Linked DNA regions of Homo sapiens: region 2 is linked to region 1. Evidence: chromatin contacts called from ENCODE Hi-C or POLR2A ChIA-PET data. All regions are on one chromosome and are shown on one strand. Each heading gives the region's core, a stretch centred on a gene start or an enhancer-like site at or near the end of the contact. The rest is flanking DNA. Distances are from core to core; before and after follow the strand shown. Region 1 has its middle 87 kb from the start of DCLK3. Region 2 has its middle 15 kb from the start of TRANK1.

What was found. A loop is a pair of places that touch in the nucleus more often than their neighbours do. ChIA-PET counts read pairs that join two places held with the same protein, here RNA polymerase II (POLR2A). Pooled maps may share reads with other maps.
Region 2: a loop to region 1 is called in a pooled map, with 2.1 times the contacts of the local background. The contact joins two enhancer-like sites. A Hi-C loop is called at or near these places in 1 of 50 pooled maps. POLR2A ChIA-PET finds 5 or more read pairs at or near these places in 2 of 52 experiments (BJ and GM12878).

What each region holds. Positions count from the first base shown.
Region 1 is chr3:36,674,424-36,680,288 of GRCh38, reverse strand. No RefSeq gene overlaps it. Among named protein-coding and RNA genes, the nearest start is that of DCLK3, 87 kb to the left of the region's middle. Within about 2 kb of position 2,813, at least 4 of the 41 ENCODE cell types and tissues checked have a DNase peak (open chromatin) inside an H3K27ac peak, as active enhancers do.
Region 2 is chr3:36,956,625-36,962,489 of GRCh38, reverse strand. No RefSeq gene overlaps it. Among named protein-coding and RNA genes, the nearest start is that of TRANK1, 15 kb to the right of the region's middle. Within about 2 kb of position 3,634, at least 7 of the 41 ENCODE cell types and tissues checked have a DNase peak (open chromatin) inside an H3K27ac peak, as active enhancers do.

The DNA.
Region 1 (5,865 bases), core at 1,564-4,063:
CCTGAGATTTTGGAGGAGTCAGGGGCAGAAAGATATAGGTTTGGTCTGTGTTCCCACCCAAATCTCATGTCAAATTGTAATCCCCAATGTGGGAGGTGGGGCATTGTGGGAGGTGATTGGATCTGGGTGTTGGTTTCCCCTCAGTGTTGCTCTCATAGTAGTGAGTGAGTGCTCATAAGATTTGGTTATTTAAAAGTGTGTGGCACCTCCCCCATCTCTCTCTTCCTCTTGTTCTCATCATGTAAGATTTGCCTGCTTCCCCTTAGCCTTCTGCCATGGTGGAGTTTCCTGCAGTCTCCCTAACCATGCTTCCTGTAGAGCCTGTGGAACTGTGAGCCAACTAAACATGTTTTCTTTATAAATTAGCCAGTCTTAGGTATTTCTTTAGAGCAGTGCAAGAATGAACTAATACAACCACTAATAAAGTATTACAGCATTCTGTATTTTTAAAATATATTTATCTTTACCAAGAAGCTTTATATTTTAATATACCTTCATGTTGCTCTCTACAGTAGTCCCCCATTACCCACAGTTTCACTCTCTACAGTTTTAGTTACCTGCAGTCAACCACAGCCCCAAAATATTAAATGGAATATTTTAGAAACGAACAATTCATAAGTTTTAAATTTCACTCTGTTTTGAGTAGCATGATGAAATATTGTGTCATCTTGTTCAGTCCTGCTTGGGGTATGAATCATTCCTTTTTTCAGCATATCTACACTGTATATGCTCCCTACTGCTTAGTCATTTAGAAGCTGTCTCAGTTGTGATAATGACTGTTGTATTGCAGTGCTTATGTTCAAGTAATTCTTATTTTACTTAATAATCACCTGAAGAACAAGAGTAGTTATGCTGGCAATTCAGATTTGCCAAAAAAGCTGTAAAATGCTTTCTTTAAGTGAAAAGGTGAAAGTTCTCAACTTAATAAGAAAAATATTGTACACTGAGATTGCTAAGATCTATAGTAAGAACAAAACTTCTATTCATGAAATTGTGAAGAAGGAAAATCAAATCTGTGCTAGTTTTACTGTAGCACCTTAAATTGCCAAAATCGTAGCCACAGTTCATGAGAAGTACTTAATTGAGATGCATAAGGCATTAAATTTGTAGGTAGAGGACATGAACAGAAATGTGTTCGATCAACAGCAATCAGATTTGTTACTATCTATGGTTTCACATGTCCCCTGGGAGTCTTGAAATGTATTCCCCACAGAAAAGGGGGGACTACTGTAGAAATCTTATATTTAAACTAGTAGGACTTCCTGTAGCATTTCTTCTAAGGCAGATCTAGGATAATAAACCTCCTCACATTTTATTTATCTGGAAAAAATCTTTATTCTTCATTTCCACTTGACAGTTTTGCTGGATATAGTATATTGCCTGCATTTTTTTTCTTTCAGCTCTTTGAATATATTATCTCACTCCCTGCTTTCCTGTGAGGTGTCTGCTGAGAAATCCATTGCTAATCTTAATAGAATTTTCATTGAACATCATGAGTCACTTTTCGCTTGCTGCTTTCAAGAATCTCTCTTTATCTTTGACTTTTGACAATGTGATTATAATGCATCCTGGTGGGGACCTCTTTGGGTTTATGTTAGTCACGATCCTATTTCTTTATGTTTCTTGCATTTGGATGTCCATTTCCTACCTTAGATTTTGGAGATTTTCAGCAGTTATTTCTTTGAATAAACTCTGTTCTTTTCTCTCTTTCTCTTCTCCTTGAATTCCCATAATGCAGATGGTGTTCTGCTTGATGATGTCCCATAAGTTTCTTAGGAGTTATTCATTTTTCTTTATTCTTTCTTCTTCTGTGACTCAATAATTTTTTATGATCTATTCTCACATTTGCTAATTCTTCCTACTTGATCAAGTCTGTTGTTGTATGTCTCTAGTATATTTTTCAATTCAGTTATTGTACTTTTCAGCTCTATAATTTTTGCTTGGTTGTTTTGTATAGTTTCTACTTCTTTGTTGATATTTTCATTTTGTTTATGAATTGTTTTTCTGATTTTGTTTAGGTATTTATCTGTGCTGTCTTATAAATAATTGAGCCTCTTTAAGACAGTTATTTTGTATTATTTGTCAAGTAATCAATAGATCTCTATTTCCTTTGGGTTGGTTCCTGAAAATTTATCTTTTTTCTTGATTTGGCTATGTTTCCCTGTTTCTTTGTATGCCTTGTGATTTTTGGGGTGGGGGGGGGACATGGGAGCTGACTTTTATGCATTTGAAAAAACAGTGACACTTCCCAGTCTTTATGGACTGGCTTCATTGAGGGAAGAACTCACTAATCATCCTGGCTATAGATTCTGGGGACCTCTGAAAACTTTTTTGGGGGGATGCAACTTTTCTGGGCTTGTACACATAGTTTCCCAATTAGAGAGGTTTGCTAGTTTGTTTTTCAGGAGCTTGTAATCTCTTACTTTTTCTAGTGTCTGTCTCCAGTACTGCAGGTTCTGTGGTGCAGCAATGAGCCACTCTCTTCTCCTTTGTTCTCAGGTCCCCAAGCATCCAAAGTATGACAGCTCCCTGTATGCACATAGAATCAGGTGAGATAGACACTAATCTTTTAGGTAGCTCTCTGCAAAGTTGGAATGCCAAACATATGCTCATTCTTCTCACTACATCCCTAGGGAGAAGCCATGAGTTTGGTGCCTTCTTCTGATTGTTTTGAGATGACTCAGCTTCTCTATGTGGTCATGTAGGCTCTTTGGTGCTGCAGCAAGCTGCCTCATCTTTTCCTTGCTTCAGTGGCTCCCAGGCATGCAAACTATGTCAGTTCTGTTAGTGCCCCAAGTTAGTCAAGACTGAAACCTGTCCTTCAGGAAGCTCTCTGAAAATATTAGAACATTGGATACACGTTCTACTCTTCTTACCCACTCCCCAGAAGCTGTGAGACAAGCTGAGCTTTGTTGGTTTCGGGGAGGGGAAATTAGGAATAAAGTGAAACAGGCTCTTATTATCCAAAGCCTTTCACTCCCTTGGGGCTGCTGCATGTCTTCATTGGTTTCCGGAGTTCTCATAAAAGCATTTTTGTCTGCATATTGTTAAATTGTATTTTCCCTGGGGAATAAGGGCTGGGACTTTCTATTCTGCCATTTGTCTCTGAAACAACTACTTTTATGCCAAGATTTTATTTAATTTGAGACTTTATTTTATTTTATTTTATTATTATTATACTTTAAGTTTTAGGGTACATGTGCACAATGTGCAGGTTAGTTACATATGTATACATGTGCCATGCTGGGGTGCTGCACCCATTAACTCGTCATTTAGCATTAGGTATATCTCCTAATGCTATCCCTCCCCCCTTCCCCCACCCCACAACAGTCCCCAGAGTGTGATGTTCCCCTTCCTGTGTCCATGTGTTCTCATTGTTCAGTTCCCACCTATGAGTGAGAATATGCAGTGTTTGGTTTTTTGTTCTTGCGATAGTTTACTGAGAATGATGATTTCCAATTTCATCCATGTCCCTACAAAGGACATGAACTCATCATTTTTTATGGCTGCATAGTATTCCATGGTGTATATGTGCCACATTTTCTTAATCCAGTCTGTCATTGTTGGACATTTGGGATGGTTCCAAGTCTTTGCTATTGTGAATAGTGCCGCAATAAACATACGTGTGCATGTGTCTTTATAGCAGCATGATTTATAATCCTTTGGGTATATACCCAGTAATGGGATGGCTGGGTCAAATGGTATTTCTAGTTCTAGATCCCTGAGGAATCGCCACACTGACTTCCACAATGGTTGAACTAGTTTACAGTCCCGCCAACAGTGTAAAAATGTTCCTATTTATGCACATCCTCTCCAGCACCTGTTGTTTCCTGACTTTTTAATGATCGCCATTCTCACTGGTGTGAGATGGTATCTCATTGTGGTTTTGATTTGCATTTCTCTGATGGCCAGTGATGGTGAGCATTTTTTCATGTGTTTTTTGGCTGCATAAATGTCTTCTTTTGAGAAGTGTCTGTTCATGTCCTTCGCCCACTTTTTGATGGGGGTTTGTTTTTTTCTTGTAAATTCCTTTGAGTTCATTGTAGATTCTGGATATTAGCCCTTTGTCAGATGAGTATTTTAAAATAATACTATACTTTAATTTCTTTTAAGCCAGTTGTCCCTGAACTAGTTTTTTGAGCTATTTTAACCAAAGAAGGTTAAATGACCAAGTAAATTTGGGAAATGCTGGTTTAAACATGGTTAAATCGATTTCCATTTTGAAAGAAGACCCAGAACCTTTAATATGCTAATGAGCACTGTGACTCTCCGAGAGAGCAAGTAGTTTCACAACCCTATTTGATTGTGGAAACCCTTTTCTTTTTCTTCCTACAGCATTCAATAATATCTAAGGAACACACAAAACATTTCAAAACAGCAGACAGGATACATGGTTGAACCTGCCCTTGGTGTGTTCAGCATTCCATGACATGCTTAATGAGAGCTTATGTCTTTGGTGAATGTAATGTAATAGTCTGAGATTGCTTGGTGGGCTTGGGACACTTTTAAGCTTGACTCCCTTGGAAAAGGGTAAGTCGGTTCTGGATTTATAGAGTAGTAACACATAAGAAGACCGTGAGTTTTGATGGGAGGCCAGCTTTTCAAGTAAGTAAAAGCAGGAAGGAGTGTGTAGCTTGGGTGACACAGGAGAGGCCAGCTGATGGCATGAGTTTATAGAAGCAGACCTGATACTCTTGCAGGGCTAAGAAGAAAGTTCCTGGGCAAGACCTCAGCAGGCTTTAGTGAAGTGGCAACAGCTGTAGCAAGATACATTTTATGATGACCTTTGGGTGTCAATAAACAACAGTCTTAAAGCTTAGAGGACTGCTTTCTGGAGTTCTCATGAAGGCATTTTGGTCTGTATATTGTAAATTTGGTCATAAAACTGCCATTACAAAATTGTAATTGAGACAGTGAAAGAGATCTGACCTAACCAACTCCAACTTGCTTCTAACCTCCAAGCTGTCCTTGTTCATTCCTGAAAGTAGGCTGAACTATGGGAGGAACTTAGTTTATAGTTTAAAACAAAGACAATAACAGCCTTTCCCCATGTACCAGGATGAGCCGCAGACAAAACCTCTCAGACGCCGAGTTGCAGAAGGAAGGGCTTTATTCAGCTGGGAGCATCGGCAAGCTACAGCTTTAAAATCCGAGCTCCCTGAGTGAGCAATTCCTGTCCCTTTTAAGGGCTCACAACTCCAAGGATTTCACATGAAAGGGTCGTGATTGATTTGAGAAAGCAAGGGGTACGTGACAACGGCTGCATGCACCGGTGGTCAGAGAGAAACAGAACAGGGCAGGGAGTTTCACGATGTTCTTCTATACAATGTTGGAAATCTATGAATCACATTGGTTTTTGAGTTATGAGTTGATTTTTAACTACTGGGTTTAGACCAGGCAGGCCCAGGCCTGGTTTCGGGCCTAGTGACGGGCTGCCTGTCTTTGGTTTTACTTCCTTGTTGTTTTTTTAAAACAGGTACTGAGTATAAAACAATATAAAACAATATGAGAGGGCCTCTCTCTTCCCTCACTCAAAACAAACCTCCTTGCCTGGGGACTAGATTACCTTTCTAGGCCTAATAAATTAGCCACAAGATTAGAAATTATGGTTTAGAAGTCATGAAGGTAGAAGTGACAAGATTCTGACCCTTCTCAAATTGCTCCTGGGGATAAAATCACTTATTGTAAAACCTAAGATCAGTGCTTGAGATATTTTGCAGACCCTGCACCACCCAGATTGGTAAAATGACTCTTCTAATCTTGTGGCCCCGACCCAGGAACTGACTCAATGCAAGAAGATAACTTTGACTCCCTATGATTTCTTCTCTGACCTGACCAATCTGTACTCCCAGCTCACTGGCTTTC
Region 2 (5,865 bases), core at 2,385-4,884, 280 kb before region 1:
TTATTTATTGAGATGGAGTCTTGCTCTGTCGCCAGGCTGGAGTGCTGTGGCGTGATCTCGGCTCACTGCAACCTCCAACTCCCTGATTCAAGCGATTCTCCTGCCTCAGCCTCCTGAGTAGCTGGGATTACAGGCACATACCACCACACCCAGCTAATTTTGTTTGAATTTTTAGTAGAGATGGGGTTTCACCATGTTGGCCAGGCTGGTCTCGATCTCCTGACCTCATGATCCGACCACCTCGGCCTCCTAAAGTGCTGAGATTACAGGCGTGAGCCACTGCGCCCAGCCAATAAATTATTTTTAAAAATATTATCTTAGGTCAGGAGGAGTGGCTCACACCTGTAATCCCAGCACTTTGGGAGGCCAAGGCAGGTGGATCACCTGAGGTCAGGAGTTCATGACCAGCCTGGACAACATGGCAAAATCCTGTCTGTACTAAAAATATAAAAAATAGGGCCAGGCACAGTGGCTCACGCCTGTAATCCCAGCATTTTGGGAGGCTGAGGCAGGCGGAACACCTGAGGTCGGGAGTTCAAGACCAGCCTGACCCACATGAAGAAACCCCATCTCTACTAAAAATACAAAATTAGCAGGGCGTAGTGGCACATGCCTGCAATTCCAGCTCCTTGGGAGGCTGAGGTAGGAGAATGGCTTGAACCCAGGAGGCAAAAGTTGCAGTGAGCCAAGATCACGCCATTGCACTCCAGCCTGGGCAACAAGAGTGAAACTCAGTCTAAAAAAAAAAAAAAAAAAAAATATATATATATATATATATATATATGTATAAAAATTAGCTGGGTGTGGTGGTGTATGCTTGTAGTCCCAGCTACCCAGGAGGCTGAGGCATGAGAATCGCTTGAACCCGGGAGGCAGAGGTTGCAGCGAGCCGAGATCGTGCCACCGCACTACAGCCTGGGGGATAGAACAAGACTCTGTCTCCAAAAAATAAAAATAAGAAATATAATAAAATTTTATCTTGGTCTATTAAGGCTGCTGTAACAAAATACCGTAGACTGGGTAATTTGTAAATAATAGAAATTTAAGGCTGGGCACGGTGGCTCATGCCTGTAATCCCAACACTTTGGGAGGCTGAGGCGGGTGGATCACCTGAGGTCAGGAGTTTGAGACCAGCCTGGCCAACATGACAAAACCCTGTCCCTACTAAAAATACAAAATTAGCTGGGTATGGTGGTGCATGCCTGTAATTCCAGCTACTCGGGAGGCTGAGGCAGGAGAATCACCTAAGCCTGGGAGGCAGAGGTTGCTGTCAGCCGAGATTGTACCGCTGAACTCCAGCCTGGATGACAGAGCAAGACTACGTCTCAATACATACATACATAAAAATAAATAGAAATTGATTTCTCACAGTTCTGGAGGTTGGGAAGTCCAAGATCAAGGCACCAGCAGGTTTGGTGTCTGGTGATGGCTTGCTCTCTGCTTCATCAATGGCACCTCTTTGCTACATCCTCACATGGTGGAAATGTAGAAGGGCAAAGAGGACTAACAGACTCCCTCAAACCCTTCTATAAGGCTAATCCCTCATGGATGGGATTAGTCATGACCCAATCACCTCGTAAAGGCCCTGCCTCTTACTACTATTGCATTGGAGATTTTCAATATGAATTTTGGAGGGACACAAACATTCAAACCATATCAAATGAATATCCAAGTACCTTATTTTCCTTGGAGTGGTTGTAAATGGTACTGCATTTTGTTGTTGTTGTTTTTGTTTGTTCGTTTTTGTTTTGAGACAGGGTCTTGCTCTGTTGCCCAGGCTGGAGTGCAGTGGCACAATCTTAGCCCACTGCAGCCTCGACTTCCTGGGCTCAAGCTCTCCTCTCACCTCAGGCTTCTGAGTAGCTGGAACTACAGGCACACGCCACCATGCCAGTGAATTTTTGTATTTTTTGTAGAGACAGGGTTTCGTCATGTTGCCCAGGCTAGTGTTGAACTCCTGACCTCAAGTGTTTCACCTGCTTAGGCCTCCCAAAGTGCTTGGATTATAGATGTAAGCCACCGTGACCAGTGGTTCTGTGGACCAGTGGTTCTGTGTTTGAAAGTATGGGTTTTTTTTTTCTTTTTTTTTTTTTTTTTGAGACGGAGTTTCACTCTTTCGCCCAGGCTGGAGTGCAGTGGCATGAGCTCGACTAGTGCAACCTCCTCCTTCCGGTTTCAAGCGATTCTCCTGCCTCAGCCTCCAGAGTAGCTGGGATTGCAGGTGCCCGCCACCAAGCCTGGCTAATTTTTGTAATTTTTTTCTGTTTCCAAGACCATCTCTATTACTTCTGGGGACATATTTTTTATGTTTATTTATCTTTGTCTTTCATGAATAGTTTTTCCTCAAATATGTGGAGTCCCTTGGTTGACTAATCATATCTAACAATGAAGAGACAGGGAGGCTGAATGAGCTGGCTCTGCACACATTAAGCTAGTTGAATGGGTTTAATTGGCAAGGAGATGGGGAGGGAGCCAAATGCCATAAAGAGAAGGGCTTTACTCGGCACATACCTCTTTTCTAGCTGGCATATTGCCACCATGAAGGCCGAATCTTCCTGAGTGAAGCTCTGGAAACACTGTGTCTGAATCCCACACTTTTCATTACATGAGCCAGTACATCTCCATTTAAGCTAATTTGAGTCAAGTTCTCTTTTACTTAAAACCAAAAGCATTTTAACCTGCTTTAAATTTCCTTCACTTAACCTGAAATACATCTCTTTCCATATCAGATAGTGTCCAACAATTCCTTATGGCTAATGGTCCATGGAGAGTAAAAACAAAGCCAGATCTTTTGTTTTGTTTTTTCAAAAAAAAAAAACAAAAAAACAAAAAAACAGAGTTTTGCTCTGTCGCCCAGGCTGGAGTGCAGTAGTGCAATCTTGGCTCACTGCAACCTCCGCTGCCTGGGTTCAAGTGATTCTTCTGCCTTCTGAGTAGCTGGGATTATAGGCATGCACCACCACTGCTGGCTATTTTTATATTTTTAGTAGAGACGAGGTTTGGCCATGTTGGCCAGGCTGGTCTCGAACTCCTGACCTCAAGTGATCCGCCCGCCTTGGTCTCCCAAAGTGTTGGGATTACAGGCGTGAGCCATCGCACCTGGCCAGGATAGTTATTTTGAATTGTTTGCTAATCATTAATAGTCACTGTTTTAGGGCGGTGGAATTATGGGTGAAAAATTTCTACTCTCACTTTTCTGAAAAAGTGATAAAATGTTTTTGGAACTTTAAAAAACAAACGTGCTATATCATCTTTATATAAGTCCACTAAGCAGAGATTTTTTTAAAGCACCTGCAGTATGTAAGGCCCTATGGAGGAAGCAAAGTTGAATAAACCTCTGTTCCTAAAGAGGAGGAAAACACAGAAGGAATACACATGAAGGAGGGAGGGCCTGGTTGATTGTGAACTGAGTTGCGTATGGTCTTCTTTGCTTGACCCCAGCTAATGTAAAGATAAATCTCTGTATGATATTTAGATGTCATTAAAGTTGGATCTGTAAACGTGCTGAGCTTGAGAACAATTTCCATCCACTTATGTTAAGGTAAAATGTGAGCCTGCCAGTAAGTCATGTAGCTGCACACTCCCACCGCACGGTGGCGGCATACCTAAATGGAAGGAGCAGCTCCTAGTGTAAAGTCTCTGCAGGACTGAAGCTAGGGAAAAGAAGCAACAGTGATATCACCATAGGAAACAAACACCTTTACAAGTGTGGCAGTGGTTCAAGATGGCTGTCAGCAGAGTCCTCGAAGCACTTTCTTATTCTTATCCCACCACCTCAGTTGTCCCTACACAACTGTCTCCTCACAGTTCCCCTTTAAGAATACTTTATTATAATTATTTTATTTCATTTGTTGTCTTACTTGCCACCCCTACCGTTCTCGCTGTCAGAGACCACCGCAGGCTTTCTGACCTTTGGGACTTTAGTTTCATTTCCAGACTGTTCTTCCTTTTTCCTCCCCTTACCTATGAGAATTAGTTTCCCAGTTCAAATGCAAATTCCTTAGCCATCCTGCTGAAAATTGTTTTCCTCCACTCCTAAGCTCTTATGATGATAAACTTATTGTCATGAATACTAATTTGTAATTATATCTAGTAGCTTCCTGACATTGGTTTAATTACTGATCTGTGCTGTTTATTCATTCATTCCACAAGCATTGTGTCAGTAAAGTGCCAGGGAGCTGGGAACACAGAATGAACAAGATAAAATCCTAGACTTTGAGGTGCTCACCCTCTAGTGACAGATGACAGACAGTTATAAAATGATGTGATAAGGGCTGTAATAGAGGCATGAATAAGGAGTATTGAGCAGGGAGTGGTGAAAATGGGGAGGCTGGGCTGTCTATCTGGGAAAGTCCAGGTTTACACATGGGAGGTGATGATAAAGATGAGTCATGAAGGTCTCATCACAAGTTTTGGAGTTTGCCAGATAGAAGGAGGTGGGAATGTCATATCAGGCCACAAAAATAACAATTCATGAAAATACCACTAGTTCTTCAAACTGGAGTTCAGTAAGTTCAGGGCAAACCAGGTGTAGGATAGCTTCAGGCTTCCTCAGCTTGCCAACTAGATCTGATAGAGGTAGTTGGTTTTATTTGTGGTAATAAACTTGCCAAACTCTCTGGCTTGTCTGTGGCTGAGTTTTATTTGGTAGACACTGTGTCGAAATTTTGAATTAGTTGAACAGGAACTTTCACATAATTAAATCAAGTTTTCCAGTTTCTATCAGAAAATCAAAAGTTTTTTGACATCAAGCCCACCATCTCCATGGCAACAATTAGCTGGAGCCACTTTAGAAGGAGTCTGGCTGTCCCAGTTTGCTGTAGACCTTACCTCTCCCGGGCACTTATACCTACCTGGCCAGACACATTTAGTTGTGATATTTGCCTGACCTCTGTAGACAGCTGAATGTGACCTCTGTTTTGAGACATCTGGGGGCCCCAGTTACAGGAGTAAGCCAGGATTCTTTTTTTTTTCTTATTATACTTTAAGTTGTAGGGTGCATGTGCACAATGTGCAGGTTTGTTACATATGTATACAAGTGCCATGTTGGTGTGCTGCACCCATTAACTTGTCATTTACATTAAGTATATCTCCTAATGCTTTCCCTCCTCCCTCCCCCCATAAGTCAGGATTCTTAAGAAATCTGGTGCAGATCCCCTTTGTGGAGGTGATAATGAAGGGGAAGAAGGAAGGGGGAGCAGGAGTTGACCCAGCTGCTGAGGTTGGTTGTGTAGAGCGCCACCCAGAGGGGGATGGGTCAGAGCACAAAAAGAGAAACAGGCAGTAGTCCCTGTGGCTGGGGCCTACAGGAGGAACAGAGTGATGCATGAAGATGCCCAGGACCTATTCCTTGGACATTAATCCTGACCTGTGGGGGTAAGAGTGATAGGTCCACCCCTGACTGTCCTGGGAGCTGGGGCAAGAGTTCAAATGGAGATCCAGAGCCCATAGCCTGCTCCCTTTCTCTTCATATCCTCACCTCTGTCCCATAGAATAAAGTACACATGTGTGTGGACACCCGAGGCCATAAATCCAAGTTCTGTCCACAGCTTCCCTAGTTGCTGGCAAATAGCTGGCCCTTGGTCAATCGTTGAACCTGGGGGTATGTGCACTGCTACGTGGCCCACTCTCAGAAAGATAGACACAAGAACCAGGCCTGACCAGACTCTTAAACAAGTCTCAGAGCTGTTTTGGCAGGAAATTTTGGGGTCTAGGTACCCCAAATGTGTTCTAGAAGCTAGGTGTGGACTCTAGATGGGCACATCCCCTTGGGCTGGTAGACTCCTCATCCCCTATGGAGGGGCATAGTCAGAAGAGAGCCAGAGTCCTAGAGCCTTATAAATTCGAGGGCAAGGGCTGAAATAT